Linked DNA regions of Homo sapiens: region 2 is linked to region 1. Evidence: chromatin loops called from intact Hi-C (ENCODE). Cell type or tissue: A673. All regions are shown on one strand. Each heading gives the region's core, and the rest is flanking DNA. Links, peaks and the distances in the headings are about the cores only.

Region 1 (17,796 bases), core at 324-2,823:
TTCAGTTCCTATGAGGTAGCTGTAACCCTTAAAAATGAAACGTCAACTCTAGGGTACATTTGACATTGAAAGAATAGTTAGGAAATAACTTGGTTTTGATAGGGTCATGATTAAGAAATGATATATTGGTTTTATTTATGGAATTGTTTTATAGTGCATACAAATCAGCGATCAGCCAGCAAATATTTTTCTTTGAGCTTGTGAAAGCTCTGTGTTCTTTTGCCTTCAATCTGTTGTCTTCAAAACAAACAAACAAAAAAAGCTTCTTGCGCCTTTCCCTCCCCTGTTTTCTTCCTTTTTCTTTTTGCTTGTATGCACAAGGTAGGACTTACTTCGTAAGAAACAAAATGCCAGTATTTTCTTAAGCCATGATGTGAAACCAATGACCCTGTGACCACATGGCACAGAACACTAAATTTTGGTCCCATGGCTGAAACTTGAGGGTGACTAAAAGTAATGCCTGTGAAACATGATATCTATCTGGGATGGCCATTTGATCTCTAAAAGGAATTTTGTACACTCCACAGAACTCCTATCTATAGTAAAATTGATTTTCAGTTTTAAATGTGGGCAAAAAGGCATTTTCTCCAAGATTTTAAAACTAATTCTTATTTTTAAATGGTTTACCAAAATTTGTCAGTACATTTTACGTGTAGAAGCATTTTAAAAATCATTTCTAGCAAGCACTTGACATCTAGTCAGCTCTCTACTCCTTTATTTTGTTTTATCAAAAGATTAAGAGCTCCTTTCTTTGAATAAAATAATTTCTCATAATTAAGCAGTAGAAGATCTATCTTCACAAAGTATGAGGGATGCCAGATGTTGATAAACTTACTCTTTCTGAATCTGGACAAAGTCGACTTAACAGATTTTTCTGATGAGCATGTTTTATGAATCCTCCATTGTGCTCCATTCTATCACATGTGCATTTTTCATGTTAAACTGCAATTACTTAATCTCTTCCCCTATCCTTCTAAATTAATTTTCTGAAGTTGGAGTGTAGTCTTTTCCCCCTTAGGCTATGCATTAATCGAAGCTTTCTTTTCACCATGACTTTATAATGTCTAGTAAACAATATTTCTACTTCCCACATCTTTGCTTTACACAGTCACCTTGCCCTTCCTTCCACCACCGAAGAAAAAAGATGGTCATACTAACAGGTGAAATGTACAAGGTGTCTGTGTGTTTTGTGTAGCTTCAGAGTTAGATTGAAATTACCAGGCACAGATTTAGTCTTGTCATTTTGTTTACACATTGGGGAAAACAATTCAGTTTATTAAACGTTTCATGTAACTGCACCCAAGTTTTGCCAAGCTGGAAACTTGGACCTTTTCTGTGTAGTGACTTTTTAATTATAGTTTTCATAACCTGGAGATCAGACTGTTGCTTTCGCATGATGTATGTAGTGTCTCATGACTGGAGTTTGCTTTGTTTTATAGTATCTGTACTCCTTGTATTTTTCAAGAGCTATTTTGTAAACAGATGATGTATTTCTCCATTGAAAACACAATAAAAAAAAAACAGCACAATCTCACAGTTGCCTGATTTCTTTTGACTACTACTTTTTTCCAGTAATCATAAGTTTATAGTATGATTCTAAGTGAGGATTTGCAAAAGAATTTGGTTACATTAGAAAAGATTTGTTTCTGGTTAACTTCAGCCATTGGCAGCAGCCTTGTATTTATAGCTCAGATAATAATTAGGTGTTTGTTTTTCATATAATTGATCTTTAGGGAGGAAAACATTAATATAGTTACTATTAATTCAATTTTAGCTCTTCCGTCCTCTAAAGTGTTCTGTGTCTGTAGACACCATACGTTATCTGTATATTTATTCTATGCCTGTGGACAGTGTACTGTCCTTTTCAAAGCATTTAGCACTTTAATGTCAGCAGGTGGCACTGTTGTTTTTCAGTGAATTTAGAATTACAGACCACAACCAACAGGATTCTATGTTTCTTATTTTACTAAATGCAAATCAGATATTGCTTTTCTTAACCCCCCAGATGCTCAGCATTGATACTTAACTCATGGTGCAGGAGCGAGCTGCTCTGTGTATTTTGTGATGGTCAGCTCTTGGGTATGGTTATCTTGTGTTTTGGGTGGAGGGATGGACTCTTTGTGTCAAAGCCATTATTCTGAGGGACATGCAGTTGTTCATATATCATTTCTAAAATTCTAATGTAACCTTCCCTATATATGAAAATGGGAATGTGGCTGCATTGTGGGATAACTTTTTAGTAAAAGCAAAATTTAACTTCTGAGACTGTTCAGTAAAAGGGAAAATATTGTAGGAATTACCCTTATCTCCCTTGTTAACACTAAAAGAATTGAACTGGCTGTACTTCCTCTACTTTGATAGTCATCTAGATGCAGTTTGTATATCACAGTTTCTGAGTTTTATCATCCACGTGGCCTCTTGGCATTTTCATGCATCTTGCTGAATTAGTAAAATTATAATGGAAAGTTGTGTTTTGTGGCTGTGGGTATATTCTAGAATAAAGTTTTTATTTTTCTAATTAACAGGTTTTTTTCCCACCACACAGAAAAATGTTTTAGAGCTCTGCATAGTATTAATTCTGGCTGCATTCAAGGTGGCAATAAATGATCAGCAGCTCCAAGTCGTAATGGATATATGAACAGATAAATCATTAATGTATACAAACTTGTAGATTGAGTCCCAGAAATACTGTTAGTGCACTTAAATTATAAAACTGTTTACCTGAAGCAGCACTGAGCAATCCTTTGGATATACTTTTACCTGTTTTTATTCTAATAAAAATGACTAGTACAAGGAAAATTAGTTGGTTTTTAGCCTGAATTGTATGTTTTGATTTGATTTTTATTTCTCCACATTATTTTGCTTGTTAGCTTTTCTTCAAACCAGTATCACAAATGGATGCTGTCTTCACTCAGACCTGACTTTGGTAAATGAAATATTATGTTCTGTAATAAATATGACCTTCAGTCATATAGAAACCAGTGGTCTGTTTAATATCTATTTCTCATAGAATCAATTCATTCTTCTTTTTTCTTATCAATTTAAAAATTCTTGTTAAATTTTACATAGCTTTTATTAGCACCAAATAAGGAAGATGGCCTCAATGTTTTTGAGCCATGTGTTTCAGAAGTGATTGTACTTCATTCTAGATGTGATTTTATATACTTGGGAAATCATTTCAACTTCTTTTCTTCTTTGGAGACATGCTTTTGTCTCAATATTCTGGGAACATCATTACAGCTGATCAAACCACACAAGTATTCTGTTGAAAGGGATGGAATTTTAAGTACATTTTTTTCTTTCTTCATCCCTTCCCAATTCACAGGCCTTTCCTTAAAAGGGTAGAATTAAGACTAGGCTTAAGTTCACATTTCAGAAACTTTACATTTGTGTGAAAGGTTGTGATTTTAGTTATTGTGCTTTTTTCTGCAATTATCTTTTAATGTTTTTTCTATTTTAATCCAGCTAAGAGTCACACCTACAAAGGGCACAGTTTTTGTTGAGTTTTTAGAGTTTATCTGCTGTTTAAAATGTTAACTTTCAAAGTATTCATACTTTAATATAAATAAGAGTGCAGTCACTTTTTCCTCTGGTCTGGGTATCTTTAAATTCCACCAGTAAGGTGGGAAATGTGTCTATTCAAGTAAAGAACCAGAAGAGTGAGCGAGAGAGACAGAGAGTGAGAGCGTGTGTGTGTGTATCAAAGGATTATATTTTTTGCTTTGATACTTCTAAGGTACAGAATAATGCTTTGTGCCACTAGGTTAGAGTTCTTGTTTGTTATATGTTGTTTTAATTTTTTAATGGTGAGAATGGATTTATGCTCAGCCCTCCACACTCCCTCTTACTGGGTTGCAGAATTGACTAGGGAAAGCCCAAGGGTGTGCTGGTTTTGTTTTTCATTTTGGAATAAATAGAGTCTGGACGCTAGAGAGCTGATTCACCCTGGACTTGAACTCGGCACTGCCCACTTGGTCTAAGCAGCACCGTTCCCTTTTCACCTGAGCACAGGTGTCAGAGCATTAAGACATACTATAGCAAAATGCAAAATTTTGCAACAGTATAAATTCAGTTATGTATTATCAGTCTTAAAATTGTAGAGTCTTCCTCAGTAGTCATTGAATAATACTCTTTTTGTCAGTTTGTTTCTCAAACAAGTCAACGGGTTTGTTATGGTAGGTTTTAGTCTTGGGCTGGTTTTAATGTTACTAGTAGTTAAATGATAAAGTCTCACCTCTTTTAATTACCACACATCACAATATTTGAAACGGTGTAGATGGTATCCTCATTTTTCACATAACCTGGATGGTTTTTATTAGTGATATGATTATGACCTGATTTTTAAAAAATTATCTTTAAGTCTCTTAAAGTCTCTTAAAAATACTTCACAAGCTTTTTAGAAGTATTTCCTTTAATTAATTTGTAGGATGTTATTTTTTGATCCAACAGATTTCATGCTGAAAATATATATTTTGAATAATTCAAACATTTCAGTTTTATGGTTTTTTTTTTTTTCCAGCTCATTGGAGACATTTATCTCAGTCTTGTGTGTTTTCTAATAATGTCATGTAGTCCTAAAATAGTTAAAACTTTTTTTTTTTGGTATAATACTGTTTTTGCCCAAAGACTTCTGGAAGTGCAAAATAACAAAGTTATTTCTGGGGAGTAAGGTGATCTCTGTCTCACTACCGTGCCCCTCTCAATCCCCATACATACACACATATGTGAGTTTTGGGGTTCTTTTCAGTTTTAGGCATCAGAAATTGTGTGTGTGTGTGTGTGTGTGTGTGTGTGTGTGTAAAAACGTAAAATGTCCCAACTTTGTGCTCTTCCTTGTGGATGCTGTCTCTCTCTTGGCATAGCACCCTCCTTAGAAACTTTCACACTGTGTGATGCCTGGTGCTATGTGATTTCCAGAAATCTGGCATGAGAATTGGTCCTTGTTTGCGTTTTCTGACTGCAGTGGAGCTGTTAATAAAGAGATTGATGATAAAGTTGTCGAAAAGAGACAGTTGGGCAGAACTGCTCCCCATGAGTGACAGAGGGCATGATCTGCCTTCACAGCCAAGAAAGTTGCCCCCAGCTGAGAACCGACCATGCCTGGACACTGTGCCAAGACTGTTAGGGGAACTTTACTGCACTATTAGGCTACTACCTCTCTCTCTGTCGCTTTGGCTTACTTCACATTACCATTTTTTTCCTTAAGTTCTTGAGATGCTCAGGACAAATCTCTGCATATACAACACACACTTTCCAACTGTAAAATAATTATTTTTGAAAATTATTTAAAGCACTCAGTTCATCCTAATTTGGCTTTTATAGTAAAATAGTACAAGTTTTAAAAGTATTACTACAGTTTTCATACAAAGCCTGCCTCAAGAATAAGCATTGGCTTCAATAAGCATTGGTTATGGGATATTAGACATTTTAGCCATACTTATTGTAACTGTATTTTTCATCTATCACTGTTTGTAAACTTAGGCTACTGGCATCCAATTTAGCTGTTCATGTTTTGTGTGGTCTCCTTGATAACCTGTAAGATTTTTTTGGCTCTCTTTAATGCGACTTTAAAGGTACAAATTTTTCCTGTAATTTTTAAGCTGTGTTAGGTTACATGTTTTTCACTTAGGTTTTCTTAAATATGAGACTATTTTAGTAGACTTCTCTTTTGAGGAAACTGATACCATTGTGGCCTTTGTCATGTTGAATGACCCAAACGTGAACACTTTGGTTTCTTAACAATGAAAATTCTCGTAAAGCTAGTTTTCCAAGCATGGTCTTTGTCATCTGCCTAAATTGTTGAATAACTTTTTTTTTTCCTTGAAAATAACCAGTCTTCTTTAAAAATTTACATTTAAAATGTTTAAATTTTAAAGTCTCAAAGTAGAAGGCACCTAATGAGCCTTCTCGTTCATTTTGTCTGTGACGGCCTCTGCTCAACCATTTCCATTGAGAGAGGAGTCTGTATTTCATGTTGCCATCTCTAGGCAGCAGTTGAAGTTTTAGCTTGGCTCAAGGCGATTTTCTTAATCCCCATAGTCTCCTTAGAAGCCAGTTATGACCCATCTCTACTTCATTTAACAGGGGACCTCAAAACATTACTCAGGAGTCACTAGCTGGTTTTCTTATCCAAAGTCAGATGTAGGGATGTGTTTTATAGCTAGAGTATGTTAGCACATCACTCATTCCCTGTTATTTGAGTAGTGGTAGTCTAACACCACTCATTCTCTAGGAACCACACACCTGAAGAGGGGAATAAGGTTAAGCTCGTGTCCTCGGATATATCGTAATCAGGATAAATCCCCCAAGTGAAGTAGTACCTGTGGGTGTAGTGGAGCAACTTGTACATTAGGGCGATACCAGGTTTTCTCAGTAGGCTTTTGCGAGGTTTATGGTGAGCATGAGCTATTGCTAAGCTAGAAATCCACTGATAGGAAGATAAAAGCAGTAATTTGCAATAGATGAAGAAACTATCAAGTGACATCAAAGATCATGTAATTTCTCTCTACTTCTGTCCATCTCGTAAAGTGTGTTCTTGCTATTCTGTATTATTTGTTCTACTGACTCACTTTTGATATGGGAAGAGGTAAGATGGAATGTCTTACAGGACTCTGGTTTAGTGAACTGAACTGTAGCATGTTGAGAGCATGTTTTCTGAGGCCAGATTTGTTCTCAGAGACCTCCAAAGAAGGGTTTCCTCTGCCAGACTTACCAGGGTTGGCTTTTGAAAGGAGAGTTCTAGTCATGGACTCTAAATCATAATCCCTAGAAGATAGACTTGGGATGGGTAGAAGAAAGGTGAGCTGCAAGGACTCCTGGTATTTTCTTAGCTCCCCCTTGGCCTTGTAGCACCTTTTTTTTTTTTTTTTTTTGAGACAGAGTCTTGCTGTGTCGCCCAGGCTGGAGTACAGTGGCACAATCTTGGCTCATTACAGCCTCTGCCTCCTGAGTTCAAGTGATTCTCGTGCTTCAGCCTCCCAAGTAGCAGGGATTACAGGTATGCACCACCACACCTGGCTAATTTTTGTGTTTTTAGTTGAGATAGGGTTTCTCCATGTTGGCCAGGCTGGTCTTGAACTCCTGGCCTCAGGCAGTTTGCCTGCTTCGGCCTCCCAAAGTGTTGGTATTACAGGTGTGAGCCACTGCACCTGGCCCCTTGCGGTACTTTATGAAGAGCTTTGAATTTGGCTGTTAACCAAACAGGCTGTAGGAAAACACGAAAATCTTCATTTTCAGAAAGGTTTGAAGTAGAATTTTCACATGTTAGGAACAGAATTTTTAAAGAAGGGTAGTATAACTGGGATGTGGGGAAACAAGTATTGAACAGTAAGGTGAGGCCAGAAGCCTAGAGAAAATAATTAGTAATATGGCTAGTAAGTGGCTAAACCACATAAATTAGCATGACTCCATTAATTCTGAATTCTTTGGAAATTCTTGTTTGTAATCTTATTTTGATCACCACTCAGGATCATAATATCCAAAGCATTGGAGCTTCCATGAAGGAAGGATTAGAAGTTGAAGCACCTTAGAGGCTCTGACTTGAGTGGTGTTTTACTTGAAACCTGCTATATTGGTTTAACATGGGGGGAGAATACAGGGAGTTTGAGGCATGCCCGGATGTTAGGGCCAATTAGAAGACTGGGGCCTCTTGGAAAATAAGTGGTCTATGTAGGCCTTTTGTTGAGTGGAAGGGAAATGGCATTGGCATTGTGATAAAGATGCATGGAAAATAAGAGGTCTGGGCATTTTGCTGAGTGGAAAGGGGATGGCATTGGCATTGTGGTACGGATGCCTAATTTCTGGTTGTTAAGAATTAAATTCCATAGGATACATCATTTGCTGGGTTTGGCACATGCTAGAAATATTCAGCAAAGTTGCCCATCAGGCAGTTCATCTTGACTGCCATTTTATCATATCAGCTGAATTAAAACATTTAGTACACAACTTTCTGTGTGTAGCGGAAAGAATGCCTGTTTTCAAGGCAGAGCTGCATTCAGGTCTTAGCTTCAGCACTTACTAGCTATTGAGCTCATGCAGTTACAGCATTTTCTTTGAAGCTCGTATTCCTTTTCAGTGGAGATGAGCAATGTCCTTTTAAGGTGATTGTGAGGATAAAAGGTAAGTAAGTGAAGAGCCTCATACTGCAGCTGTTACTACTGTGTCCTGATGCTCTCTGAGCATTCACCCTTCAGCGCTCATTGGCTTAAATGTTCTAACTAACAATTCTTCCTTACTTGGGATAGCCAAGGTGATCTGTGGCTATTTGAACTTTGGTCCAGGTTAGAATTGAGGAAAGCTAACACTGGAAAGAGGTTGAATGCTTGAGATTCCATTAAAGTTTGTGTCACGTCATCCTGGTTGGGGATTTTGTTTGTAAACAACGTATTTCAGCCTAACACTGTCACCAACTAGTTTCTTGAAATTTTGCATATCTAGTTGGAGTGAGCCTAAGTACCCATTGAAGGTTCCCAGGTAAGAGTGGGAGGAAGGAAAAGAAAAGATAATTGATGAGCAAATAAGAAAATAAGATGTCGACGAGATGAAGGCAGTAAAAGAGGAGGGAAAGATAAAGCAGTTTAGGGGATGCAACCGAATTGGAGAGAGAAATTCCATTGTTTTACATCCTGGCTGAATTATACAACCAATCTAGGACTTGGATATTGTTAAATACTTTTTTATGATGTACAAATTGAATATTGCCAAACCTTGGCCTTTCAGTTGAATTGTACTCCAAGTTGCATGAAGTCTTAAGCCTTATGCTTCTGAAGCCACCACCAGTGTGGTGCAATGTTTGATTAATGTCTGAAGGGAGCCTGGTCCAGTGGTTGGAAGAAAAAGCCCTGGCCTTCAGGAAGGACAAATCTGATCCTTCTCCAGGGCCTGATGACCCTGGGTAAGCTACTTAACGCCTTCCCCCAGTTTCTGAGGAAAATGTTAAGTTTTTCTTTAGATCTTTCTTATTGAAGCTTTATGTGGATTAGCAAGCAGATAGGGCATGTTTAAGCAATCAGACTTTTTTTTTTTCAGTACTAGGTTAAACCTAGTTTGAATTAGTCAGAGGGCAGTCACAAAGGCAGACTGCAAAGGAACATCTGGCAAACCACCCCTGCTAATTCTCAAAGCTGTCTTCCTGCTATGAAATTTGGGCAGGACCAGAGTAGGGAGAAAAAAGTGGAGTCAGGCAAAGCCCTGTTTAAAAAAAAAATTAGTGTGAGTTTGGGGCAGACTGACCTTTTCATTAAAAAACGTTCTCTCCCTTAGTGCCAAGACAAATGCAGTGCGTAGCTTCTGAGGAGACAGTGAGCATGCCTGCCTGCTTCTGGCAAGGGTTCAAGTGCAGTGAGTGGGTCTGGGAAAAATTCCTGACAGTAGCTGCCTTTTATTGAGTATATCTACTAGGTGTTAAGTGGTAGGGCCAGTTGTTACAGCAACCTATAAGATTTGACATATTCATTGGTGTCACCATTTACAGATGAGGAAACAGGTTTATTTTGGCAGAGTATCTTGCCCAGGGTCACACAGTAAATTGGATTTGAGCCTGGTTCTGTTTGACTCTAAAACTTAATCCTGAAATATGACCCTGTGTTTTCCCACTCAACAACGTTGCCTTAGTATCTCTTTGGATATTATCGTTGAGAAGGCAAGGGTAATTAGCTCTATTTTGCATATGCCTCTAGTTTTAGAACAGCTAAAATACATTGCTGCTCTTTGGATGCCCTTAAAAAGCTGGCCTGCTGGAGGTGAGGAGGGGGAGAGATTTGCAAAGAGCGACAGTGAACAGCTGGGCTCTGATGAGACTGGTGTACTCTATTTACTAGTACTGGAAGGTTTGGATTCTGACTAGTTTGGGGTGAACTGACCTGTTCACACTCAAGTCACTTAATAGCTTTGACTAAACTTTGGATGTTTAAGTAATGTTACATATCGGTTGGGATGGTTTCTCCTTGAGAAGTTTTGCATCTTAGAATGTTTTTCTTTTTAAGCCAATTAAAACAGAAGACCTCCTAAAAGGAAAGCTAAAAATCCTTAAAAGTGCTTAAGACTAGAGTGAATGAAACCTCAGCAGAGATGCCTTAGAGGTTGTTGAGGTGCTTTACCTATCATATCTGAAGGCATTAATTACACTTGACAAAGTTTTATTAAAAACAGAAAAGGCAGAGGCACTTTTAGAGGAACTGGATGAAAACAATACTTAATGTTTTAAAAAAAAGAAAAATTGGCATCTAAAAATGAATTTTTTGTGGGGAGGGCTTCATTATGTTGTATATAAAATGTGAATGTGGTAAATGTCTAAAATGTGAATTGTGGGTGAATATGTCACTGGGCAAATTGATTATTAGGTGAATTGGTTTTAGGCAAATTTGATGTTATCTTGAATTTGTTAATGTTGATTTTTTCTAATTATAGTCATAATTCATATTCATTGTAGTCAAAATTCATATTCATTGTAATACTTAAAAAATACAGAAAAGCATAAAGAAGAAACTTCACCCATAATCCTTAAAAAAAAAAAAAAAGCATACTTAAGGTCATACTAGGTAAGTAATTTTATATCAGGCATTTTCCCTGGAGATTGTCACGGCTGTTGAATAGGTAAAGCAAAGAGCCCAAGCATATCATGTGTGTGTCTCCACAAGCTGGGGACCTACGCTTTGGATTGAAGCCTGAGGAGAAATGTGGGGGAGCCTGGACCTAGGAGGGGTATGGAGAGGGAACCAGGCTGTATAGTGGAGAAAGACTCCCTGGTTTGCCAGGTGAGGGTTGAATCAGGGAGGCTCACAACAATGGCCGGCTTTAGCTTTAAGTGAATACCCCTATCAGAAAGTTAGAAAAAAAACAAACTCGTGTAGTTCAATGGGCATGGTTTTGCCTCCTGTGAGGAGGATGTTCATTCAACAGATATTCGTTGATCCCCTACCATGTACCAGGTGCTGTTACAGTGAGAAGCAAGCAAGGAGAGGGAACTGGGGTTCACTGAGTCCACAGGGTTTAGGCACTTTGGCGCACTCTGAGTGGTGGGCGTCACACTCAGCTGCCGTGACAGCTGCCTGGGGGTAGTTACAGATCAGTGAGACCTGGTAATAAGTTGAACTTGTCTGGTTCTAAAGCCCAAGCTGTTTCCATTTTGGGGCACATTTAACAGTTAAAAAGAGGCCCTAGTTATACATGGGGAACAAAACTGATAATAGCCCCTGTCCTTATGAAAGCTTATAGTTCATAGGAGATACAGATGCCGACAACACAAATGAACTGTAAGTTACTAGTGGGCTCTGAACGGAAATAAGAGTGCTTCTGGAAGGTTAGGAGCACCCTTTCAAACTGGACAAGCTTTGACCTGAAGACTAAGGTGGTGCCGAGTGAGGGAGCAGCATGTTTCTTAAGCAGGAAGGAGCTTGGCAACTGCAGAGGAACAGGAAGGTGCTGGAGTTTTAGAGCTTAGTTGGGTTGAGAGAGATGTAGGTGCCCAGATGTATCACAGTGATAGAATAAGAGGTCCAGAAGTGCTGAGGGAGCATGCAGCTTCCTGGTGGCCTTGGGGAGGATGTGGGAGAGCAGGTGCCATTTGATGGGTAGTTTGGCTGTGATCAGGAAACAGAGCAGAGGAGACAGCATGCTAAGTGGAGTGAAGGGCTTGCACCAGGGCACGGGGCAGGAGAGCATGTCAAGGTCAGAGAACAAAGCAGCCAGCAAAGCTAGTGTGTGACTGGGTGGGGCGGGTGGGGAGCAGTAGGTTAGATGTTACTGCCCTATTGAGAAAGATCTTGAGGCTCAGAGCAGCTCAACATGATTAAGATGTGGTCCAGGTTCTTAGTGGTGGTAGAAGCTAAGTAAAGGAGAACAAAGAGCGCACACACACACAAAGACCCTGGGCTTCCGTCACTTGTGCTTGTACCTGGTCCCATATTCCCATATTGGAGACTTGTACCGTTGCATACTTGCTCTCGCACCTCCCTTCCTTCCAGATCCAGCTTCATGCTGGATAAAAGAAATGTTTACATCCCAAATAGGATGGAGTGGACGGTGCCAGATTTCACACTACCCAGAGGGCTGCACAATTTACTACTTATAAGTTGTTTATTTCTGGCATTTTCCATTGAATATTTTCAGACTGTGGTTGGCTGCAGGTAACTGAAACCACGGAAAGCAGAACCATGGATAAAGGGGATTACTGTACTACAAATTCCAAGGTCCTGATAGAGAAGTCTCTTCATTAGGGAACTAGACCGCTTGCCTTAAAATGCATTTGGCTTGCAAGGCGGGTGCGAGGGAACGATATGTCACAAGCTAGCAGAGGCTGTGGGCAGTGTGCCCTTTACGTTCTGACACGCGTGGGGGCCCACATCTCTGCAGAGTCCTCCCCTTGAAAGCCTTTTAGTCCCTGACATCCATCATTGTGGGGGCTCAGCTTGGCTGAGCTGAATATTTATGAGTCATTATTTAATTAAGCCTTTCATACTTTCATTGATAAATGCAGTCACCCCTTGCCCCATTAGTCCCCACCACCACCTTGCAGCCCACAGCCAACTTCCAGCCCAGGCGCTGCTCCTCATTCTGTTCCTGGCATGCTGTTGACTGCCCTCCAGTGTCTACCACCCACTGGAGAGAAATCAAGGCCGGGATTCCTTTCAGTGCCCCCAGTATGTGGAGGCAAAGAGAGACATTTGCACTGACCATTGGTAGATGCTATAGTTTGACCAAACGGCCCCTATTCCTAGGTGTTTGGCAACTTGTAGCCCAAGTGGAAGACGGGAGAGAACAACCCAACAGGCATCTGGGGAGGTGCCTGTTCTCCTGACGCTGCCTGTCTGTCTGATGGTTCTATTAACAGCCTTCAAGAAGGATGAAGGGGAGGGTACAACAGTGAACAACAAACATCTCAGTCAGGAGAGGAATTTCAAGACGGGGTGGGCCTGGGTGGGAAGAGGAGAAATGAGGACAAAGCTTTGGAAACTTTGCTAGGAAGATGTAATGGGAATGTGGCCCGAGGTGAGGCTCACACACCTGGCCCCTGCGTCGTCAAGAAGCACCGCACAGGAGGTGAGGGTGCTTCTTCCCCACCCGTGGACAACTTGCCTAGCACCTTGGTTTCTGAACTTAAGCCACTTGAGTCCACTTGCAGCAGTACTTGGGGCCCCAGCCTGTCCCTTTCACTGAGAATCTGGGAGTCTGGGCACCTGGGGGTGTGGCAGTCTTCCTGGAGTTGGAGTGCTTTCCCATGGCAGCCTGGCCTGGCATGTCCAGTGACGCACTGCTCCACATGCTGCCCTCTTCTTCCTGGCTATGCTCTGGGTTAGGCGCCAGAGGGAGCGGGCATCTCTTCCCTGGAACCTGGAGCAGCAGGTAGGAAGGGAGGATGTGAACCGTGTACGGCAAGCTTGTTTATTCATTCAGCAGCACCTCCTGAGCCCCAAGTGCCTGGCATGAGTTCTGGGTGTGTCAATGAGTTAGCCGAAGCCTGTCCCCTCTTCCACTTGCCACGACGTGCTCTTCTGTGTGCGTGGAAGTTCTTGCCCCAGCATCTCACTGCTCACCTCCTGTTGTACTCAGCTGGGTTTCACTCATCCCACAGGATATACCTTAGATATCATCATCTCTGAGAAGTCTTCTGATCCCTTAGGCTGGGTTAGATCTCCACTCCCAAAGCACTCTGTAGCTAAATCTCTTAGCACTTACCATATTGTGGTATTGCCCGAGTTGGGAGCAGCTCTTGCAAAGCTGAGGCCGTGTCTTGATGCATGTCTGTAGCCACAGTGCATGATGTGTAATAGCTGCTTGTCAGTGTCTGTGGAAATTCAGTGAATGAAGGACTTGACCAAGTTCTTCCCGAGGAGCTCCCAGTGTACCAGTGGAATATGAGCTCATGTGTATTAAGACTTCATGGTCTAAAGATTGTGCTAAATGCCTTACGTGGACTATCTCACTGAATCCTCCCAACAATCCTTTGAAGCACGTATTACAGTTCCCATTTTCCAGATGTTGAAACCGAGGCACAGAGAAATACTTGTCCAACGACCCATGGTGCCAATTGCAATGATGGGAATGTTTAAGGGTGATGGGACAGAGAAGAGGGGCACCTGACTGTGTGCTACGCACTGTTTGGTACTATGCACACCTCTCATCTAGTACCCAAAACAGCCCTGCAGGACTGCTTTTGTTACCTGGAACCTAAGAATTCAGAGAAAGTCAGTGACTTGTCCAAGGCCACCAGCTGGGAAGCAGTGGAGCCAAGATTCAAACCCTATGTTCTTAGGCAGACAGACCCCAAAGAGAGGACTCTCGGGTATCATAGCTTGAACGCTAAGGGGGCCCCTCGAGGCAGGAGCTGTGTCTGCCTGTGCTCTCTCCCACTTTACTGGAAAGGGGCTCTGACATGAGAATTCTGTTTTATTTTTGAGACAAGGTCTTGCTCTGGCACCCAGGCTGGAGTGTAGTGGTGCAATCACAGCTCACTGCAGCCTTGACCTCCCGGGCTCAAGTGATCCTCCTACCTCAGCCTCCAGAGTAGCTGGAACCACGGTGCACGGCACCACAGGCCCAGCTAATTTTAAATTTTTTCTTTTGTAGAGACAGGGTCTCTCTTTGTTTCCCAAGCTGGTCTCAAACTTCTGGGACCAAGTGATCCTTCTGCCTTGGCCTCCCAGTGTTGGGGTTATAGGTGTGAGACACCACACCTGGCCTGACATGACAGTCCTGACTGTCATTTGCTGAATAAACCATGATAGGGAGCCCAGCTAATTGGGATGCACTAGTAACTGGACAGTCCTCTCAGATCTCAGGGGCCACTGTCAAAGCCCTTTTCCTGGATTAAGACTCATGGCTGGTTACCCTGAGTCTTCCAGTCTACCACCTCTCTGGCTATGGCAGGTTTTGCAGAATAAAGTGACTGAGGCTTAACAAGTTTGTGAGTGTGGCCAAAGCCAGTGTAGCATAGGACTGGACCAGTGCTGGTGAAGGAAATTAAGCTGTAACTTGTGGGATTTCAAGAAACCAATCTTGGTCTGTAAGTCGTTTTTATAAAAATGAATATGCGATCACTGCCCTAACTCTCGTTTCTTTAAACGGATGCCAAGAGCATTCAAGGGAGAGCAATGCCAAATTTACATTCAGCTTTAACAGTTTGTCCTTCCGAGGAGCACAGGCTGACTTTAGAGTAATTCCTGTGATCATCACAAATGGAGTTGGCATTAAAAAGGGTGAAGGGAAGACTCAGGAAGGAGGACAGACACTCCGTGCTACACGCGAAAGCTTGTTTATCTGGAAGCCTGGCTTGCAGTTCCTGCATCCCTCTGGAACCCAGCCCTGAATCTCTGAACCGAGCAGTAAGTAGAAAAGGCTTCTAGGCTCTGGGAAGAAATGTCACACAGCCCATGCACCAAGGTCACGCCCTGTCCTCTAGGTGCACAGCAAAGGTCTTCGTGGCTGTCTCCTGTGTCATTTGTGGTTAACACTCGACTTATGTGCCGGTTTTCACAACTCACAGCAGATTATCCTAGAGGCCTGTAACTTCAGCTAGCTTCAAGTATAGCAGGTATGACACTAAATGTCATCACATACCTGATCGTTTTTACTCCTCACAGAAAACAGGCCTTGTAAACTGTATTTCACAGATGAGGAAACTAGTTCCCTTAAGAGGTGTCTAGCTTGTAGGCTGCATGTGTCTAGTATAGATAACTGCTGTGCCGACGATTTGCTAATTGCTGTGGGGGGATGGGCACGGGAGAGCTTTTTGGCCTCAGTGGACGTTTTAAGAGATGCACACTTAGAACCACTGGAGCTGTGTCCAGCTAGAGAAACTGTATCCATCGCTACAGACTGGTGAGGTTTTGCACATTTCTCCCAGAAAACCCGAAGGAAGGGGGTTTGGAGAGAGGAGCCAGGAGTGGGGCTCAGAGCAGAGCCGAAAGGAAAGCGCAGGGTGGGATGTGGCTCTGAGCTCTTCCACCCGCCCCGGGGACCTCTGAGATAATACCAACTGCACCCAGTTCCCTAGCCCACACCTGGCAGGTAGCACGTTCACTTCATGACCTTCTTGAATGCGCAGTGCCCCATTCTTTTGAGTTCTTATTACATGTCAAAGGCAAGGACCGTGGCTTCTCTTTTTGTCCACGCGGTACTCACATGGTCTTGATAGGACTGACCTTCTGAGGATCTCCTTGATCTTTCTTTACCTATATAAACAAAAATTAAATTTAAACACAGCTGTATTCGCATATGAACAAAAAACTACCATTAGGTGTTTGTCTCTCAGCAAATTATTTCTCCTCTCTAGGCCTCAGTTTTTTCATCAATAAAATGAGACCATTAGACCGAGGAGGAACTTCTGGCTCCAAAACCCTTTGGGTTCTAAGTCTTCTCTTTGAGAATGTTCTCCACTCCCCCAAACTGATTTGACATAATTTGGTCTCTCCTCCCATTCCAATGGCCTCTTTCCTGCCTAGTCCTTGCCTACCAGCCACGCCCCCTCTGGCATGCCCCACCCACCTTTCTCTGTTTGCTGCTCTGGAAGAGAAGGATCCTGGCTTCTCAGAGCCCTGGTGAATACAGATACTGCCTCGTTTGCATATTAACACTGGTGCCAGTCTGAGCCCAGCTGTGTGCAACGTAAGGTGAAATATAGATTCCCCCAACCTGGCCACAGTGTCTCCACGCGGCTAATGGAAAAGCCTTCGGAGTGGGCCCATGTTGCATATGCATAAGCTTTCCTTTGGCCGTGGATGGGCATTGGGTGCTCTTACTCCCATTTCAACTGTGTCTCTGTGCTTCTTTGGGTTTCCTTCAAGATTAACAGGCCATCTGGGCTAAACAGCTATTTGAAGTGACTTGGCCAGGCCCTGGGCTGGCCTCTTGGGAACTCTGGGACTTGAGTGTTGAACCCGAGCCCCGCCCTCCTGCTCACCCACTCAGCATGGCAGCAGCAGCTTTTATGTATCAGCAGCGACCTAGAACTAGGCCAAGCATCCCCTTCACCTCCTGCAGGATGAAGGTCAGGCTCCTCACACGGTGTCGGAGGTCCTGCTTCCCCTGCCCCTGGGCCCTCTGTTACACCCATCATCCCGTGTCCAGACTTACCACAGCTCCTGAGCAGGCCTGGTGTTCTCCTGCCTGCCAAGCCTTCGCACCTGCTGCTTCTTCTGCCCTTTGGGCGTTCCTGGGGGTGGGGGGTGCAGAGAGGAGGATCTAGGGCTCCCCTCTGTGTTCCTGCAGCCCAGTGTGTCTGCCTCTGGCACACACCTGCACTTGGAACTCACATCTGTCCCTGCTGGACCCTGGGTCCTCCCTGGGACTCTGGCCTCGCACCTGCACACAGTGGATGCCACCAAGCGAGGAAGGCTCAGGGCCAAAGCGTTTTAACCCCTTTACCGAGAACCTGAGTTGTAAGAACTTGCTGAATCTTGCTACATACAGATGCGGCACCTTAATGGAAATGGCTAAACAGAGAGAGGTTTTGCTGGTGAAGGTTTTTGTTGCTATTGCTGCTCCTGCCACTGAAGGCTTTCTCAGGAGGAAGCCCCTCAAACCACCCCCTCACCCTGGGAAATAGGAAGGTGGGCTGCCTGTCTGTGTGGCCAGCTCAGTCACTGGGGGGCGGTGAGCACAGTGGCCGGATGCCACTGCAGCCTCCCCACCTTCTCCCTGCCCTCCATCTGCCCCTGCCAGGTCTTCCAGGCACCCACTCTCTCCTTCCACTCCTCGATCGGGGTAGCTGGAAGAGCAGAGGGGCTAAATTGAGTTTATATAGCTTTCCCTGTATATATTTAGAGATAAGAAGTTCATTTAGGGATCAGGGGCTGCTGC
Region 2 (14,085 bases), core at 11,559-14,058, 290 kb after region 1:
CTTAACATACACCCCACTTAGTCATGGTGTATTATAGTTTTTACATAATGCTAGAATTGATTTGTGAATACTTTGTTAAAGATTCTTGTGTCGTTGTTCGTGAAGGATATTGGTCTTTCGTTTTTTTCCCCACTGTTTCTCAATTTAAAATTTCCAATCTCATTGTTGATTTTGGTAGCAGAGTTCTGTACCTGGCACTCTGTTTGGTCTTCCCCCTTTTGCCCTGCAGGCTTAAGTCTCCTCCATTTTACTCCTAGGATCTCTAGGGGAAAAAAGCCAGGGCTGCCATGGACTCACTTTGTTTTCTGTCTCTTAGGGGTCACAGTCCTGTCCTGTCCATTGTCTAATTTCTGAAAATAGAAATTTTCTGTTTTTAAGTCTGTTTTTATCTTTGTTTGCAGTGGGAGGGCTAACTGGGTCCCAGCTATTCCCTCGTGCAGGGAAGCGGAAGCAAAGCGATGCCTTTCAAGTTGTGTCAAAGTGCTTTATTTCTCCTGCTTCTTTTCATGATGGCCTTTCATTGTGGATTTTTCTTCTTCTTCATTTATGGAATAGCATTCTTTTTGGAATATTCAGCCTGTTGCTGAATCAGAGGAACTAAAGTTCTTAGTATTAAATTGGGTCATTTGTATTTAATTGCAGAATATTGTGTGCATTTGTTTTTGATAATACAAATTAAAATATTAAAATCTATGGGTAAGATGAGTTTCTTCTTAGGCTCATTAGGAGTTCTGTTGTGAGAAGAAAGCAAGTCTCCTTCTGACGTCTCATAACGTTGAGGTTCAAATGATATGGTTACCTCTGACCCCTTGCAGTTAGTTGGCATAGCTGTTTCTGTGTCTTGGAAGGAAAGTGTGCCAGTGTCATATCTTAAAGGTGGAACAGTGTATAATCATGTCTTTTTTGTTCTGTATAACTTGAACTTTTTTTTTTTTTTTGAGACAGTGTCTCATCCTGTTGCCTGGGCTGGAGTGCATTGGTGCAATTATAGCTCATTGCAGCCTTGATCTCCTGGGTTCAAGTGATCCTCTCACCTCAGCCTCTCTAGCAGCTGGGACTAAAGGCACGCACCACCATGCCCGGCTAATTTTTTTGATTTTTTGGTAGAGATGAGGTCTTGCTTTGTTGCCCAGGCTGGTGTCAAACTCTTAAGCTCAAGTGATCCTTCCCTCTCAGCCTCCTAAAGTGATGGGGTTACAGGCATGAGCCATGGCACATGGCCTCTGAACTTAAGTTGTATTTTCTCTTAGAATGATGTGCTTCCTTATTGTAATTAGAAATATTTCTGTTGTTCTTCTTTATTGTGAGTAATTAGAAGTATTTCTGTTGTTAGTCAATGTAACTTTACTTTTACTGCCTTTTTAACTTATATAGTTAAGAAAAAACATGGCCAGGAACAGTATTTTCTATATGCTTAAGGTAATGAATTATATTTTTAAGTTTAAGACCAAGTACCTAGTTCAGGACTGTGTATCTCCTGTCTCCTAATTTAGTTCTGTTTCCATTATCCTTTATTACTTCTTCTCTTTGTAATTAGGACAGTGATACTCAGTTGATTTCTCTTTTGCATTTAATATTTTAGTAACTTTTTGGATGTTACAGTTATCCTAGAAGAATGTCATAAACAAAACAATACTACTGACCAGGCGCGGTGGCTCACGATCATAATCCCAACACTTCGAGAGGCTGAGGTGGGTGGATCACATGAGGTCAGGAGTTCAAGACCAGCCTGGCCAACATGGTGAAACCCCTAGCCAGGTGTGGTGGTGCCTGCCTGTAATCCCAGCTACTCAGGAGGCTGAGGCAGGAGAATCACTTGAAACTGGGAGGCAGAGGTTGCAGTGAGCTGAGATGGCACCATTGCACTGCAGCTTGGGCTACAGAGTGAGACTCTATCTCAAAAAAAAAAAAAATACCAAAAATAAAACAAAACAGTAATATTACTGACTTTCTCCTTCCCTTTGAAGGGGAAATTTGTAACTTCTATTTGCTTCTTTTCCCCTAGCACTCTCTCCTGAATAAACACCTACAGCACTCATTGTATTAACATTTATTTTACAGTTTCATTCTTCTTATGCCACTAGTTGTTTTTAGTTTTTTTAAATGTGTTTATTCTGTCTCTCTAACTGAATTTTAAGTTATCTGATAAGGACCTTGTCAATAAAGCTTGTTTTCCCTATGCAGTCTTTAGAAGCTTATTTCATTTATTCTTTTGAATACTTTTTAGCCATTAATTGTCCATTGCCTTTATACTACTCTTTTCATTTACTCTCAACTTCCTCATGTCATTCACTTTCCTGTCTTGTCTGTACCATAGAGAGCAGGCCCACTCATAATTTGCCTTCTTACAACTTTCTAATATTAATAGTTGAAATGTTTCACCAAATAACAAACATGTAAAATGAGCATCAGTTCTTTCTGGTATTAAAATCAGAACTGTTTATGAACATTTGTCATTTAAAACATTATGGACTATTAAAGATCGTGTTTTCAAAGAACATGTACTACTCTTTGGGGAAGTTTTATAATTATTTCTAAAAAAGCAGGATACAAAGTTCTATATATAGTATGAAGGTTGTCTTATAAAATGGCTATTTATGAAGAAAATACATCAAAATGTTTCCATATTTTCTAAAATGAGCATTATTTTATCATTAGAGAAAAAACTTGCAAATGTTACGAAATAAAGGCAAATTGATTTTCTAATGTGAAATTTTACTTAATAATGTAATAGCATATCACACAGTGGTTCTCAATCCTGGTTGTAGAGTATGATCAGAATCTGGGTGTAGGGCCTGGTTATTGGTATTTTTAGTAAAGCTTCCCAGGTGATTCTTTTGTGCATCAAGATTGAGAGCCACTGGTAGAATCTGGCACACAGAGCACCTTAATTATTTTAAATGGAATCTTGTGGCTGGCACATTTTTATCCTTGATTTCAGTAAGGGTGTGCAGGTACCCTCTGCTGCTGGTAAGGGTTTCTAACTTAATGTGGACGCTTTGTCAAAAAGTTGGTTATTGCTGATAATACATGTATCTGCCTTATGAAACAGCTCCAGATAGTTAACCCACAAATCTCTTATTTGGCATTGGAGTGAAGTTAAGACATACCCATTCAAGGTAGATGTTAGGCACATAATAAAAATGTTCTCACATGTACCAAATGTTGGTCTCTGGTTTTGGTTGGGGCTTTAATCCTTGACCTACAGAACAGACACTGTATTTTATTTCTGAAAGTAACTGTGCAGGAGAAATGTTGGATAATGCAAGGAGAAAGAAATTTTCTTTTGTGTTTTCTTGCTGACAGACTTAATATGAAATTAGTAGTTCTTTGAATTGCACTTACCCTTAGTCATGTCAGTAGCAGAACTAGAGGCAGAGGTCAGGCTTTTGGATGGTATCCTAACAGGTCATTGTACTGTGGTCCTTTTCAGATGTGAACTGATAAGAATCTGTATTTCACAGTTCCTTGGAAAGAAGTTTGCAGACTGATGTTTGATTTTCCTCACTGATGTTATGAGAAGTGACCTGAATTTTTAATTCATATATCATAATTTTTTGGTAGGAAGGAGAAATTTTGTACAGCTTCATTTTTAAATGGCAGCCAGTTGCTTTTAGCTGGTGCCATTGAAATATATCACATTTTAATTTTTTTTCTGTTGTCATCTTCATTTTGACACTTAGAAGTCTTAAAGAAACGTTTAGTGATATTCTAGTTAAAATGTCAGTCCCAATTTCTTTTCTAAATCTTGGCTATTATAGAGTTGGCAAAGTATTTTAGATTTGAAATATGTTAATAAAATTTTAGTTATGAGTTAAGGTATTTTCTTCAACAGGAATAGCTAGCTTTGGCTAGAGTGCAATGCCAAGGAAGTAGCTCCTTTATTTTGTGATAATGGAAGTTTATTGGATTAGAAGAAGTATGAAATGAGCTCAGAGAGCCTTCCTTGTAGTGGGCTTTCATTATAATAGCCTGATTTATATGGTTGATTCTCATTATTATAGGTTTAATAAATTATTGCCTGAAGGAAAACTTGAAAGTTAAAGTTGATATGACATAGGTTGAAACTGAATAAATCAGAATTTTATACTGATTTGTCTTAGGAAAACCTCTTTCAAACCTGAATTATATAAATGAGCTATTCCAAAGGTAAGCTTTGGAGAGGAACTTTACCAGAATTTCTCCTTTTGAATTTCTTTTTCTTAACGCTGATTCTGTGATTCCTACCAAAGACCTATTCTTAGCCATTGGCTGGAAACACTGCAAGTGTCTCTTGCAAATGCTTGCAAGTGTCAAGCTATTATTGCTGCTAGGAAAGGAGCCATAGGTTATAGAGGAACTTGGGTACTGAGTCCATAAGTTAAGGAATCAGCACTCATACTTTCAGTATGTTGGTTAGTTCCTCCTTCTTAAGGAGTTGTTGCATGCCAAGCCATGATACTACTGTCTTCCAAGGTTAAGGTGAAAAGTATACTTACCTGTAACAAATAAGGCACGCTTGTTTTCAGGTTGTGATCCAAGTGTTAATGTGTGTTGCCCATTTACTGTTAAATGCTCATTAATAACTGCCTGAGTCTGCAGATTGGCTAATCCGTTTTCCTCTAAGTACTTTATTTTTATTTTTGAGACAGAATCTTGCTTTGTTGCCCAGGGTGGAGTGCAGTGGCACGATCTTAGCTTACTGCAGCCTCCGCCTCCTGGGTTCAAGTGATTCTCCTCCCTCAGCCTCCTAAGTAGCTGGGATTACAGGTACTCGCCACCATGCCCAGATAATTTTTGTATTTTTAGTAGAGATGGGGTTTCACCATGTTGGCCAGGCTGGTCTTGAACTCCTGACCTCAAGTGATCCGCCCGTCTTGGCCTCCCAAAGTGCTGGGATGACAGGACAGGCATGAGCCACTATGCCAGGCCTTCTTCTAAGTACTTTAATTGGGGATTCCTATTTTCTGAATTATAAGAAATCTGAGATAATTAGAGCAGAGAGTATGGAGTGGTTTTCTACAGTTGAGGGTATCTTGAGTGAAGAAAAGGTGAACATATTTTAAGTGCTTGCAAAAGTCATCTCTAGCAACCCAAAACTATAAGTTGTCACTCATTTAAGGTAGTAGGCCTCATTACTCACTTCCCCCAATGCTCTATTTAACTTTGAACTCCAGTTAACCAAGATATTCTGCCCAAAATAATTTTTTTCTCATACCTCCTAAAAAGAAAAGCAACCCTAAAATTAGTTTAGAAATGTTAGCTTCCTCATTTGAAGTTTTCACTGCTTTAAAAACTTTTTTTAATTCCCAATAAATAATGACCAACACAAAATACCAGACATTAAATAAATACTAATTTTAATCAGATGAAATTTACTATTTAAAAAGTCCACAGAATTATAAGATCTTTTCCACTCTTACATATTTATTTAACAAGGCAAAACTGCTGACAGGCTGTTATTTCTTGTTTGTGCAAATACGTTTTTGTGAATGTATGTCTCTTTAGTAATAATTTTAATTGTTAATATCTCTAAAAACATAAAATGAATGTAGTCCATAACATTGGTAGAAAACAATTGTTAATGAGCCCCATGTTTGGTTTGACAAATGTAGGAATCTGTGTCAGAAAGGAAGGATGCAGGTTAGTGGACAGTGCATGCTTGTTCAGGAGATGCATAATATGGGCTCTTCTTTGTGGTAAGGTCTGTTTTTGCCAGTCCTGATAAAGTAGATATAAGTGTAATGAAAACAGGAAAGGAATGGGATTTTGGCATTAATTGGTTAAATTAGGTATTGAAATTTTATTAAATCTGAGAAATATCTTATAGCCCCTTGGTGATACAGTTAAGATGATTGCTCATCTTTGCTTAAGGGAAAGCTTAATAAAGATGAAAATTAGTTTAAACATTTTTCTTAAACTTCTGCAGGCTGAGCTATATATCTGATTTTGTATAATTTATCACTTATAGAAATGGAACTTGAGCAATATAAGAAATATAGACTAATATTTCTCTGAACATTTCTAAGGAGTTTGACTTAATCTTAACACAGTTATAAACTTAAGTATCAAAATTACATTGGACAGAAAAATAGATTTGTTGGTCTTTTTTGAAGGTTCATTGAAAATATCTCAGTAATTTTAACTACTGCTAGTACTAATTAACTCTTATATTTTAAGGAACCCAGTGACAATGGACCTCTTTTTACTGAATTAAAGTTCTACCAACGAGCTGCAAAACCAGAGCAAAGTAAGAAATACAGTACACATACGTTTACACTTTTAAAATGACCAGTTTTTTGTTTTAAGCCAAGACCTAGAGCATTGTATCTTATTTTATGACTCTTTGTTATTTTTTTGCTTTATAAATTCCACTTACATGGGATTTGTGTGAAAGAATTCTGGTCTTTTAATGGGTTTGTTGCATCAAGATTTTATCTATATAGATACATAGAATGAAGTTAATAATAAATGACCTATGATTTAGGAAATATTGTTAAACATTGAGAATTATTGATGAAATAGAACAGGATATCAAGGTAGAGAGCCAGAACCTCTCCTAGTCACTTTGGTCCCTTCTGTCCTTCTTCCATGTCTCTTAGATCTTGATTTCCTGGTTGAGGACTTTTATATTGAGGAAGAAAAACCTTTTAGATTGGTATGAAAAATAGGTCTTCCTGTAGAAGCAAGTAAACATTACATAATTAGAGAGAGAAACTGCAACTTCAGGATAGTCCACCCCCGTATTCTCAGATTCCACATCCTCAGACTCAACCAACCAGGGATAAAAAATATTCCAGAAAAAAAAAAAAGCTACAATAAAAAATAACAATTCAATAATAAAAAATAATACAAATAAAAAACTAGTACAGTATAACTATTGACATAGCATTTACATTGTATTACATATTATAAGTAATCTAGAGATGAGATAAAGTATATAAGAGGATGTGTGGAGGTTATATGCAGATATTACACCATTTTATATGAGGGACTTGAGCATCTGGATTTTGGTGTCTTGAGGGGTGGGGGTTCCTGGAACCAAGCCCCTAGAACAAAGGAATGACTGCACTGTAGTTTTGATTTAAAAAAAATGCTTTTTGTAGATTTTTCATTTTAAAGACAATTTTAAGGGCAGGATAACAATTTTGTAGGTTAATAAAAATGTTTTCATCGTAAAATGCTTTTCGTTATTCGTTATACTGTATTCTTCATTTTCTTTTTTATGAATACAGGTGAATTCTTATTGCATGTATAAATACATTTTGCTCTTAATGATTTTTTAAAAAATTATCATTTATGTATAACAATTGAAATCACAAAGATCTGTTTTAATTTGTAGTTCAGAAATGGATTCGTACCCGTAAGCTGAAGTACCTGGGTGTTCCTAAGTATTGGGGGTCTGGTCTACATGACAAAAATGGAAAAAGGTAAAAATATGTGTGATTTGTCTTTCTCCTTCCCTTTTGCAACATTCACTATTTAGTTGGTTTAGTCAGTAATTATTTACTGATCACTTACAATATTACTAGGCCTCCCTCTGGAGTATGTGGAGTGTATGTGACAGAGAGGAATAAGATGTTATCTCTGTCCTCTGCTTTCCATAGCAGCAGGCTATGATGCCTTATTAGAATAGGAGTGCCTCTCTAGTCAGGGAGCTTCTGCAGAGCAGTATCAACTGACTGGAACCCAACTGACAAGGAGGAACAAAGCCAAACACCCTGCCTTTTTTTCCTCCTTGCCTTTAGAAATAAACAAACAAAAACGCCTCTGTTCTTCATGCAAAAGGGAACCCCTTCAGGATTCCATTTGGTATTTCTGCCCACACAGAAATGTTGGATACATAATCTGCCCACACAAGATTAGGCTCACCCTTTATGAGGGTTTTAGTCTAGCTGGTGAGTGAAAACAAAAATGTTTGAAACAATTAGAGAACAATTAAGTGCTAAGTTGTATAATACTGACTTACGTGTCTTAGGAGTTCAGAGAATGGAGAGAATGAATTCTTTGGGATAGTTTATTTGGAGAAAACTTCTAATACTTTGGTTCATAAGCAGCACTTGATACATATTTGAATGAATGAATGGAACTTCATGGAGTAAGGCTTTGGTAGCTGAGACTTGACGGGTAGATTTAGTTTGGAACTGGGGATATATTGCTTAGGATGATTTCAGCTGCAAGTAAAGGAAAACTTTGACTCAGGCAGTCATCAAGGGCCCAGGTTCCTTATCTTGCACCTTTGCCCTCCTCTTCTTGGTTTTGTTCTCTGTTAGTTCTCCATTGTGTGGTCGCCAGGTGGCTGCTCCATTTCTAGGCTTCACATGCAGGCACAGTACCCAAGGGCAGAAAATGGTATCTATCGTGTGTTGTGAGTTTCACTTTCCTGGCAAAGAAAGCTTTCCCAGGAGCCCTGTGGCAGACTTTCTCTCACGTTTTCTTGGTCAGAATTTTATCAATACTTAAACCATTGACTGGCAAGGACAAAGTGATCACAGCGATCCATGTGGAAAAGGATGGAATGCCGGAACCAAATTGGTGCTCCGTTAGAAAAGATTGAGAGGAGGGGTAAGTAGTTGGGTAGGCAGCCAGTGTTGTTTACTTGGGATCCATGCCTCTCTTAGGGAGTGTGGGGATCCCTGAAGTCACTTTTAACATTTTATTTTATATGGTTTTGCTGGGATAGCAAAATATATTATAGTTTTTATAATATTTTCTGGAGAAATACTATAGAATAAGGATTAGTTAAGTTAGTTAAGAGCAAGGATTCTAGAGCTAGACTGCCTAGTTTTAAAACCTTGTTTTGCCCCTTAAAATGTGTGTGAATTTGGGCAATTTTTTGCTTTAATTTCTTCATCTGTGAAATGGAGTAACAGCTACCCACTTAATGATGTTTTAGTATAAAGCTACAAGAGTATATGTAAAACATAGATGTTAGCTTTTGCTCTCAAAGGGGTCTTTAATCGCTTAAATGTTAAAACCTACTGGTTTAGAAAATCATTGAAGAGGCAGAACAGCATCTTAAGTGGGAGATGAACGTGAGCACAGGCAGGATAGACTTTTATTCTACTGTATGACCCAATGGCCGTCTTCCTGTAGCAGAGGAAGAGGGCATGTGTGTAAGAGAGAAGGAAATAAACTTGGAGAAGGAGTCGGTGGCAGATAATGAAGACCCATAGAGGAAAGAACAGTTTGGAACCCATGTATAGTAGGTAGTCAGAAGCTATCACTTGCTCTTGAGCAAGGGATGAGGTGACATGGTGGTGAAAGTGGCATTTGGGAAATGGCTTACATGGTGAATTAAAGACTGTCTAAAGGGGAGTAAGACAAGAAAAACCCTTAGTGATGACTTGCTAGGAAGCAAATCTGTTTGACTGTGTGCTCCAGTATACAATAGTTATATTCCTAAGGAACAGTACATTATGAAAACCACATTTCATAGAGATGATTGGAAGAAAAGTGTACCTGGGGCTAGAGCATTTTTAGACTTGGAATAACAGCCTTTTCCTCTTTCCATAATTTGAGTATAAACGTCTTAAAAAAAAAAAACCAAGCACGGTATATTGCAGCAAAACCTAAACACCAAACAAATCTAGCACTAGATTGATTGTACTTGACTCCATCAGGTGTGGTCATGGGCTAGTTAACTTTCTGTCTCTCTTGTTTCCCTATGTGTGAGATGAGGATAATAGTGCTTACTTTATGAATTACTGTGAAGATGAATTGAAAACATGTAAATTGTAAGGGGCACAGAGTAAGTGCTGAGGAAATGTTTCTTGCAGTCATCATCACTGTGATTATCATAATTGGTTTCATTTGTTTGTCTATGATTTTTGTTTGTCAGTGGTGGTATGTTGCTTGAGAATGATGGTCTTTTTAAAAGTAGCCCACACTGTCATATCACATTTTACCATATACATTCTTATCACCCATTTTATGATAAAGTTCAGAACCAGTTAAACAGGGCTTTTGTTTGTGTGACTCCTGTGAGGTGACCAGGGACTAAGTGGGTCCAAGGTTGACTCTGTAAGCTGACTGACTTGGGCACTGCTGGAAAGAACTTCCCTGGTGTGGATCAGAAGTGCCTTAGAGTGTGGTGACAAATGAGAACACAGTCTAAGTCTTAACTCACCACTTACTAGTGATGACTTTACCTCCCAGCCCATTTCTTCTATAAAATGAGGTTGCTAGAAATGTCTCCTTTAAAAAGATGGCATTAGTCATATATCAGGCATTGATTTACTTTTTAGGTTGAAGCTCTTAAAAAGAATCATTATAGGTCTTAGAAAGTAAAGAAATAGAAAGTAGATTATTCTTCCAGCCCCCTTCCATGCCAGACATGCTTAGTTTTCCTTGTAACTCATTTGAATTAATATGTATGTAGGGCTTAGAGCAATGTTAGCTGCTACCATTATTAAATTATTTTACACTGATTTATATTTTTCTTTTACTTGCACATTTTATCCAAGTCTCCAGAAAAGTATACATCAAAGGTTTTACTTTAGAGGAGTTACTTAGAAATAGCTTTCATTTTACTACTCAATGGTAGAGCCGTCTTTCCAGAAGAATGTGGTAATGGTTTCTGTGAAATTTGTGGAATCATGTTTCAGTTGATGTTTATGATTTAGGTATGGTGACAAGATTAAGGTCTTATTAAGAGTAGTGGTAGGGTGATTTGTGAATAAAAACAAAGACCTATGTAACAGAATTTATTAATAGACCCCATGTTGAATTAAGCAGTTGTGTTTTAGCCACCTTTCAGGCTGTTACAGAGGTTGTATTTTTGTTACCTGTGTATTACAGGTTAAGTATGCCTTATCTGAAATGTTGGCACCAGAAGTATTTTAGATTTGGGATTTCTTAAGGATTTTGGAATATTTGCGTTAATACCTACTGGTTGAGCATCCCAAATCTGAAAATGGGAAATCCAAAATGCTCCAGTGAGCATTTCCTTTGAACATCTTGTTGGCACTAAAAACACTTTCTAATTTTGGAGCACTTCTGATTTCAGATTTTCAGATTTGAGATGCTCATCCTATGTTATAATCATTACACACATCACCTATTTAGTAAAAGCCAACATGTATATGTGCCCTGGTCTCATCTCTCAACCTTGCAAAATCTGTTACACAAAGGAAACCAGGAAGTCAAAGTTACCATTTTCACTTTATTATCTTACAAGCCAAGGTGCTAGGAAATCTTACATGAATGAATATATTTTGTCACAAATTTTTTTTTTTTTTTAATTGAGGTGGAGTTTGCTCTTGTCGTGCAGCTGGAGTGCAGTGGCTCAATCTTGGCTCACTGCAATCTCCGCCTCCCAGGTTCAAGCAATTCTCCTGCCTTAGCCTCCCGAGTTGCTGGAATTACAGGTTCCTGCCACCGTGCCCGGCTAATTTTTGTGTTTTTAGTAGAGACGGGGTTTCACCATGTTGGCCAGGCTGGTCTCGAACTGCTGACCTCAGGTGATCCACCAGCCTTGGCCTCCCAAAGTGCTGAGATTACTGGCGTGAACTACCAGGCCCGGCCACCACTGACTAATTTTATAACCTTGGACAAATCACTTTACCTCCAAAGACCTTAGTTATTTTATTTATTAAAAGATGTTTAGACAAGATGATTTTCTAATTTTCTTCCAGTTCAAAAATGAATAGAATTCTGAGTTACTTGTTCAACATCTTGTCTTTTAATGTTAGTCAACTCTTCCTTCCCTATTGAACTTGTCATATTGTTATCATAGAAGCCTATAACATATAAATGGGATTTTTGTATCCTACTGACATTTATTTCAGTTAATATGTAGTACAGGGGTTAAAAGCATGATTTTGCCACATACTAGAGGACAAATTATCAGTTTTCTTCTGCTGTAAAATGGGTATGATAGGAGTTACCTACTTTATAGAGTGATGTGAGGTTTAAATGCATTAATAACGTTTTAAGTACTTACAGTAGTGCTGTGTGCATACCAGGTGTTCAGTAAATGCTAGATGTTATGGTGTTGATGATTCATAATCTTCCTCATTGGAGATGTCCTGATACATTCTGAGTGTGGTTTTGATTTTTATTGATTTACTGAATGATTTCACCAGACAAGTTAGAATCTGGAAAACTATTGAAGATAAAAGTGGTCCTCAGAGCAGAAGCTAAGCAGTGTTATTGCAAATAGGTGATGCTTTTCTGTACATACTGAAATATAACGTGATTATTGAATCTGAGTTTTGGGTGTTGAAAGTGACCTTAGAAAGGGTGAGTCCCTGCTCTCTCATTTTACTTCTGTGGAAATTGAGGCCCAGGAAGTAATGTGACTCAGCCAAGGTGACATAGCTGCTTTATGCAAAGCCAGTTATCTTCATGTTTTTTCAGGATATTTGTTTTTCCCCAAATCTTGGCCATTGAGTGTTTAATGTACAATCCTTTTACGCCATTTAAACAATGGTATTGAATCTGGCTTTTGTTAAAGCATCTCACGAGAATCTTGATTTTAGCAGAATGTTGTTACTGCTGAAATATACCTTAAAAATAAGGAGAAACAGTCACAGGAAGGAAGCTGATATCCAGAAACATGAATTAATTTTAACTATGAGAAAAATCAATGCTGTCATTTTTATTCAGCTTGTTTTATTTTTACCGTGAATAAACTTGTTGGGTTCTCTCTGTGAGCATTATCTTAAATTGAATAGTCTCTTGAAACTAGCTGCGACCAGGAAGAGGCCCTCCAGGTAAAAAGCAGGACCTGAAAGCACTCTGAACTCTTTGAGATTTCTAGTTGGGAGAAATTGTTTCAAATGTTTGTATTTCTTTTTTAAAGAATACTTCTTTACTAAACATTGTCTTGAAAAAATTACTTTGAGAGTACTCATTACAAAGTTGGTTTTCTTGCATTGTATTTTGTTCATTGGCTTTTCATATTTGTCTTCAGTTACAGGTTTATGATAATGGATCGCTTTGGGAGTGACCTTCAGAAAATATATGAAGCAAATGCCAAAAGGTTTTCTCGGAAAACTGTCTTGCAGCTAAGCTTAAGAATTGTATGTGAGCTATGTTCTTCTTGTTTTTAAAAAATTGTTTTGAGTACAGTAAAGGCTAGTTTATGTTGAAGCTTGGTCCTCTGCTGGCTGGTGTTAGGTACTGCATTAACTTATTCTGTATGATACTTTCATAGCTGGATATTCTGGAATATATTCACGAGCATGAGTATGTGCATGGAGATATCAAGGCCTCAAATCTTCTTCTGAACTACAAGAATCCTGACCAGGTAGTTTTATAACTTTAATTTCTACTATTTAAAGCGTGTTGTTTGAAAATAAATATGGTTGCTTTGAACTTTTGAACCTGTGTAGAAGTTTTACTTTTTGAAGTAGATATGGTAATAATATTTCTTCTTGACACTTTGATCTAGTTAACATTCTACATTTTTGATGTGATTTGTTGGCACTTTATCAAGTTGGCTATTTTGCCCTAAATAATATTCAGAAGAAGTGCTTGTGATACAAAATGAATTTCAAATAGCTATTTGGGGGTGGAAGCTTAAAATTATATAGTACACCAATGAATTATGTTTGCCTGTCTGCTTTGTCACTTTTTTTATTCCTTTGTTCAAGAAATCCATCAAATGTAAGTGTTCTATTACTTGGAAAATTTGGTCTTTAACATGTTGATTATTCAAATCAATTGGTTTACAGAAATATCTTAGCTGTCTAAATTTGTATACCCTTAGTGTTTGGAATTCAAATGTGCATTTTTTTTTTAGCTTATTACATTCCCTTTGTAATTTTTACTTTCTAAGGAAAGGAGAAAAGCTAATGTTATTATACCTTTATTTAGGTCAGTTTAGTTGAAGTAGAGGGATCTATACAATTTTCCTGTATAACTGTTTCTGTGATTTCGGTGAAAGTAAGGTTTAGTTGACATTCATACTTAATGTATGTTCTCACTTCTTACTTGATCTTACATAAAAAGGAAGATTTAAACATTTTAAATGTGTTTGGGTACTTTGATTATTGTAATTATTTGTCAGTACTCTGTACTTCATTCTTTCTCTCAAATGTACCTTTAACTACCTTTGCTTAGTTTTTCCTTTTTCCTTTGGCTCTCTTTTCTTTTTCTGTC

The links. A loop is a pair of places that touch in the nucleus more often than their neighbours do. Peaks named below come from ENCODE experiments on the same cell type or tissue, not always from the same donor. Only the 100,000 strongest peaks of a DNase experiment are listed, where the experiment ranks them.
Region 2: it touches region 1 in a loop (6-fold over the local background); 10 of 110 quality-filtered maps call a loop at or near these places.

The regions. Positions count from the first base shown.
Region 1 is chr14:96,565,583-96,583,378 of GRCh38, forward strand. It overlaps PAPOLA (poly(A) polymerase alpha), which reads left to right. Exons shown (of 22, transcript NM_032632.5): 22 at 1-1,534. Among named protein-coding and RNA genes, the nearest start is that of PAPOLA, 72 kb to the left of the region's middle. In A673, for the core only: a CTCF peak has its summit at 1,878 (motif pointing right); a DNase peak (open chromatin) is centred at 1,909; H3K27ac peaks cover 2,195 bases.
Region 2 is chr14:96,839,936-96,854,020 of GRCh38, forward strand. It overlaps VRK1 (VRK serine/threonine kinase 1), which reads left to right. Exons shown (of 13, transcript NM_003384.3): 4 at 6,160-6,229; 5 at 7,322-7,409; 6 at 12,896-13,004; 7 at 13,139-13,231. Among named protein-coding and RNA genes, the nearest start is that of VRK1, 50 kb to the left of the region's middle. In A673, for the core only: a CTCF peak has its summit at 13,078; a DNase peak (open chromatin) is centred at 13,076; H3K27ac peaks cover 520 bases.